Linked DNA regions of Homo sapiens: region 2 is linked to region 1. The links are chromatin contacts, found by Hi-C or POLR2A ChIA-PET in ENCODE. All regions are on one chromosome and are shown on one strand. Each heading gives the region's core, a stretch centred on a gene start or an enhancer-like site at or near the end of the contact. The rest is flanking DNA. Distances are from core to core; before and after follow the strand shown. Region 1 holds the start of P3H3 (prolyl 3-hydroxylase 3). Region 2 holds the start of ENO2 (enolase 2).

The links. A loop is a pair of places that touch in the nucleus more often than their neighbours do. ChIA-PET counts read pairs that join two places held with the same protein, here RNA polymerase II (POLR2A). Pooled maps may share reads with other maps.
Region 2: a loop to region 1 is called in a pooled map, with 2.1 times the contacts of the local background. The contact joins the promoter of ENO2 here to the promoter of P3H3 in region 1. A Hi-C loop is called at or near these places in 2 of 50 pooled maps. POLR2A ChIA-PET finds 5 or more read pairs at or near these places in 6 of 52 experiments (H1, HepG2, OCI-LY7 and 3 more).

Annotation. Positions count from the first base shown.
Region 1 is chr12:6,827,098-6,829,656 of GRCh38, forward strand. P3H3 (prolyl 3-hydroxylase 3) reads left to right here and starts at 1,310. Exons shown (of 15, transcript NM_014262.5): 1 at 1,310-1,841. The coding sequence starts at 1,344. GPR162 (G protein-coupled receptor 162) reads left to right here. Exons shown (of 5, transcript NM_019858.2): 5 at 1-324. The coding sequence ends at 107. RefSeq lists enhancers at 1-535, 1,693-2,194, 1,933-1,992, 2,242-2,559 and a silencer at 1,673-1,782.
Region 2 is chr12:6,913,299-6,915,857 of GRCh38, forward strand. ENO2 (enolase 2) reads left to right here and starts at 1,282. Exons shown (of 12, transcript NM_001975.3): 1 at 1,282-1,361; 2 at 2,523-2,559. The coding sequence starts at 2,535. It overlaps LRRC23 (leucine rich repeat containing 23), which reads left to right. Exons shown (of 8, transcript NM_001135217.2): 8 at 593-931. RefSeq lists enhancers at 685-754, 785-954, 1,633-2,274, 2,275-2,559 and silencers at 1,065-1,554, 1,086-1,276.

The DNA.
Region 1 (2,559 bases), core at 60-2,559:
TAAGCGCAGGGAGACGCTGCTCCCTGACGGGGGGTGAAGAAAGTGCAAGGGCTTGGGGAGGATCCTGGGGCCCAGGCAACCCCATCTTTCCCCAGCTGACCCTGTGAGCCCAAGCAGGCCTGCTGAACTCAGAGGAGAAAGCCTGAGTGAGTAACACCTCATTCTGGCCGAGAGTAGGGCAGCTGCCTCCAGACTCTGGGGAGACGGGCGCTAGATTTGGGGCTCAGAAGGCCCTGCTCTCTCCCATCCAAGTGACCAGATGCCCTACTCAGCTTCCATCACCCCTAGCAATATGTATTAAAGTCTGAAGTGTTGCCATGGAAACCTCAGTGTCCAGTGTACTGCGGTGGAAAGGGGCTTGGAGGGTGGAGTGGCTCACAGGGGACACGACAGAGCAGGGGCAGCAGACAGAGGCACAGAAGGACACATGGAGAAATGATCACATGCTCCACCAGGCAGCCTCGCACAGGGAAGGCTGGGAGGAGCATATCCTGCTGGGGGCGGGGCTTGAGGACACACATCTTCGTTGGTTGGGGTATGAAGGATCTCTGTTCAGATTTGTTGAGGTGGTTTTAGAGCGTGGCTCCAGCCCCAGTGCCCAACTCTCCTTCTAACCTCAAATCCATGCAGGGGCTCACTTTATGGGCAGGAAAGGTTTTGGGGCTGATGCAGTGTCCCGGGCCTGGACACCTCCTCCTTGCTGCATTTTAAAGCTCTTTCTCCAAAGGAGTGCAGGGGTGGATGAGTGTGTGTGTGGGCGGGGGTGGGAGTGCAGGGGTGGATGAGTGTGTGTGTGGGGGAGTGCAGGGGTGGATGAGTGTGTGGGGGGGGTGGGAGTGCAGGGGTGGATGAGTGTGGGGGGGTGGGAGTGCAGGGGTGGATGAGTGTGGGGGGGTGGGGGGGGGCGAGGGGGGGATCGGCGTCCACACTCCTTTTTCTGGACCCAGAAGCGTGTGTGTGGAGGGAACACAGCCCCAGTAGTTACCCCCAGACCTCAGGGGCTGAAGTCACCGCTGGGGCTGAAGTCATCCTTCATGGATGCCCAGGCCTGCTCCAGTTCCCGCCTTTTGCCCTCCTCCTCCCAGTTTCTCCCTCTTATTCCACACTAGACCAGCTTTGTCCACTCAGCACTCTTCTCTCTCCATCTTTTCACATGGGCCTCTCCCACCATCGGGTCTCAGCCCCATCTTCTCTCTCTCTCTCTCTCTCGGCCTCCCTCATTATTTCTCCCTCTCCCTCCGCCTCTCCATCTCTCCTTCCTCCCCCTCCCTCCCCTTCCCCCCTTTCCTCTCCCTCCCTCTCGGCTCCCGCATTTCCCCTCGGCTGCCGGCGGCTCCGACATCATGCTCCGGCTCCTCCGGCCGCTGCTGCTACTGCTGCTGCTGCCTCCCCCGGGGTCCCCTGAGCCCCCCGGCCTGACCCAGCTGTCCCCGGGGGCGCCCCCGCAGGCCCCCGACTTGCTCTACGCTGACGGGCTGCGCGCCTACGCGGCCGGGGCTTGGGCGCCGGCCGTGGCGCTGCTGCGGGAGGCGCTGCGGAGCCAGGCGGCGCTGGGCCGGGTGCGGCTGGATTGCGGGGCGAGCTGCGCGGCCGATCCGGGCGCCGCGCTCCCCGCCGTGCTTCTCGGGGCCCCGGAGCCCGACTCCGGGCCGGGACCCACGCAGGGGTCCTGGGAGCGACAGCTTCTCCGTGCAGCGCTCCGCCGCGCAGACTGCCTGACCCAGTGCGCAGCACGGAGGCTGGGCCCCGGGGGCGCGGCGCGGCTTCGCGTGGGGAGCGCGCTCCGGGACGCCTTCCGCCGTCGGGAGCCCTACAACTACCTGCAGAGGGCCTATTACCAGGTGGGGAGCGGGCCGGGCAGCTCCGAGGGTCCCAGCCCTCACCACGACGCTGTCCTACTTTGCGTTGCCCAGGAGTAGGCGGAATGCTGTTGCCCGGGCCCCGCACGGGGCTGGGGAGCGTACCGCGGGCCTCTGCGTAGGAGCTGGCTAAGCGACCGCGAGGACCTCTTGAGATCGCAGAGGAGCAGCCGAGGGGGAGTGCGAGCAGAATGGGAATGGGGCGGGGAGGTCGTGAGGTGGGACGGGAGCAGATCGAAGATGGAGGGACAGGGCCGCCTCTTCCTAGGAATGAAGCGGAGGCGGTGGGGGCGAAACCGGCTCTCGGACGGGAAGTGTGCGTGGGTGTGTGTGTGTGTCGGGGGTGGTGGTGAGTGTGAACCTTCGCTTGGGGCAGGAGGTAGCTTCGGAAAGGAAGGAGCAGACGGAGGCAAGGTTGGGGTCCTCCGAGGCCAGACCTCTGCGGGCGGGGAGGGGACAGCACGCCGCAGCCGCCGGTACCGCAGCAGTTGCCTACGTGGCTGGGGAAGCGGGGCGCCGGTTGTACTCACCTCAGCTCAGGGTCCTAGAGACCTGCGGGTTTTGCTGGTCGCTGAGGTCTCCCCCACTTCCCCACCTCACTTAAGCCATCACTTCCACCTGGTCTCCCAAATTGAGGTCCTGAAGTCCTGAGACCCATGTCCCACCCAACTCCGACGTCTTTAGATCCCCTTTCCCTCGG
Region 2 (2,559 bases), core at 32-2,531, 86 kb after region 1:
TGACACAGAGTGAAGTCGGCTAGGAAAGGACAGGTGTGGGTGCATGGTAGGGGCTGCAGGGGAAAGTTGGTGGTGTATGCAGCTGGACCTAGGAGAGAAGCAGGAGAGGAAGATCCAGCACAAAAAATCTGAAGCTAAAAACAGGACACAGAGATGGGGGAAGAAAAGAGGGCAGAGTGAGGCAAAAAGAGACTGAAGAGATGAGGGTGGCCGCCAGGCACTTTAGATAGGGGAGAGGCTTTATTTACCTCTGTTTGTTTTTTTTTTTTTTTTTTTTTTTTTTTTGCGAGGTAGTCTTGCTTAGTCTCCAGGCTGGAGTGCAGTGGCACAATCTCAGCTCACTGCAACTTCCACCTCCTGGGTTCAAGCAATTCTCCTGCCTCAGCCTCCCGAGTAGCTGGGACTACAGGCGCATGCAACCGCGCCTGGCTAATTTTTGTATTTTTAGTAGAAACGGGGTTTCACCACGTTAGCCAGGATGGTCTGGATCTCCTGACCTCGTGATCTGCCCGCCTCCGCCTTCCAAAGTGCTGGGATTACAGGGGTGAGCCACAGCGCCTGGTCCCTATTTACTTCTGTCTTCTACCTCCAGGAGATCAAAGACGCTGGCCTTCAGACCTGATCAGACTCCCAGGGGCAGCCACCACATGTATGACAGAGAACAGAGGATGCCTGTTTTTGCCCCAAAGCTGGAAATTCATCACAACCTGAGGCCCAGGATCTGCTCTGTGCCGGTCCTCTGGGCAGTGTGGGGTGCAGAATGGGGTGCCTAGGCCTGAGCGTTGCCTGGAGCCTAGGCCGGGGGCCGCCCTCGGGCAGGCGTGGGTGAGAGCCAAGACCGCGTGGGCCGCGGGGTGCTGGTAGGAGTGGTTGGAGAGACTTGCGAAGGCGGCTGGGGTGTTCGGATTTCCAATAAAGAAACAGAGTGATGCTCCTGTGTCTGACCGGGTTTGTGAGACATTGAGGCTGTCTTGGGCTTCACTGGCAGTGTGGGCCTTCGTACCCGGGCTACAGGGGTGCGGCTCTGCCTGTTACTGTCGAGTGGGTCGGGCCGTGGGTATGAGCGCTTGTGTGCGCTGGGGCCAGGTCGTGGGTGCCCCCACCCTTCCCCCATCCTCCTCCCTTCCCCACTCCACCCTCGTCGGTCCCCCACCCGCGCTCGTACGTGCGCCTCCGCCGGCAGCTCCTGACTCATCGGGGGCTCCGGGTCACATGCGCCCGCGCGGCCCTATAGGCGCCTCCTCCGCCCGCCGCCCGGGAGCCGCAGCCGCCGCCGCCACTGCCACTCCCGCTCTCTCAGCGCCGCCGTCGCCACCGCCACCGCCACCGCCACTACCACCGTCTGAGTCTGCAGTCCCGAGGTGAAGCCCCCGCCAGGCCCAGAGCCCCTGTGGCCCCCTCCCTTCGCCGCGGCGCCCCTGCCTCCTTTACCCGGTGCCGCTGCGCACCTCTCCGCATCTCTGGCCCGGTGCAGCTGCGCACCTGCTCCGCCGCCCGCGCCCAGGGCGCCTTCCCTCCCTGGCCTTCCCCGCCCGCTGCCTTCGCTTTCTGGCCCTCTGCGCGCCTATCTCTAACTGCGCCTCTCCACCCTTGCCTGCCTCTCTCCCGGTGCTCGCCCTCATCTACGGTTCTATTTGTTTCTAAGTTGGGAGCCTCTCCGGGCGGTGCATTTTTATCCTAGAGCGTCCCTTTTGGTTTGCATTTGGGGAAATGTCTTCTCTCACCGTTCCTCACCTCCCCCAGACTTCCCTTGGACTCCCCTCTCTCCTGCTCTTCCCCACGGCGCCCCTCTCCGTTCGCGCTTCCTCCCCTCTGCTGCACGGGGGAGAGATGGAAGAAGTGGGGATCTGTCGAGGCGCAGAGGGGAGGACAGGCCCAGCTCGCCTCCACTCCCCACCGGCTCTTATCCTCTTCACTTCCCGCTGCAACCCCCAGGGACTGCAGGGCCTTTCTCAGGACCCTCTTCCCCGACACCTGTATTGCATGCGCCTTTCGCGGGAAGAGGAGGGATACACGTTTGGGAGAGAGTGGGACCTTGGGGAAGGGGCAGTGTTCAGGCAGCTGGGGTGTTAAGTTGGGGAGGTATGGGGGCTCTGGAAGAGAGGCCCAGGCAGCCCATCCTCTTCTTGGCTCCCAGGAGAAATGCAAGCCTGGCAGCCATTCCGCTCTGAGGAGATCTGGGGGAACCCCACCGGCTGGCCAAGCTGCAAAGAGGCGCGGGAACCACTGTCGTGCCCCTCCCCTCCTCACTGCAGTGTTCTCCCATCTCATCATTTGATCTTACCCCGCCCCCCACTGCAGTGACCTCCCCTTCCTCACTGCATTGACCTTCTCCTCTTCCCAGGGGGGAGGGGGAATCCCTTCTACAGCCCTAGACTGCAGCCAGCGCCTCCCTACCCACCCCCCACCCACTGCAGTAACCTCTTTCCCATCCCTCCCAGCCTCCCGCCCCGCCCATTGATCTCAGGCTCCACCCCTCTAAGCCTCTTATCTTTCTCCTTCCTTCCCTTCCACCCGAGGAGATCCCAGCCATCATGTCCATAGAGAAGATCTGGGCCC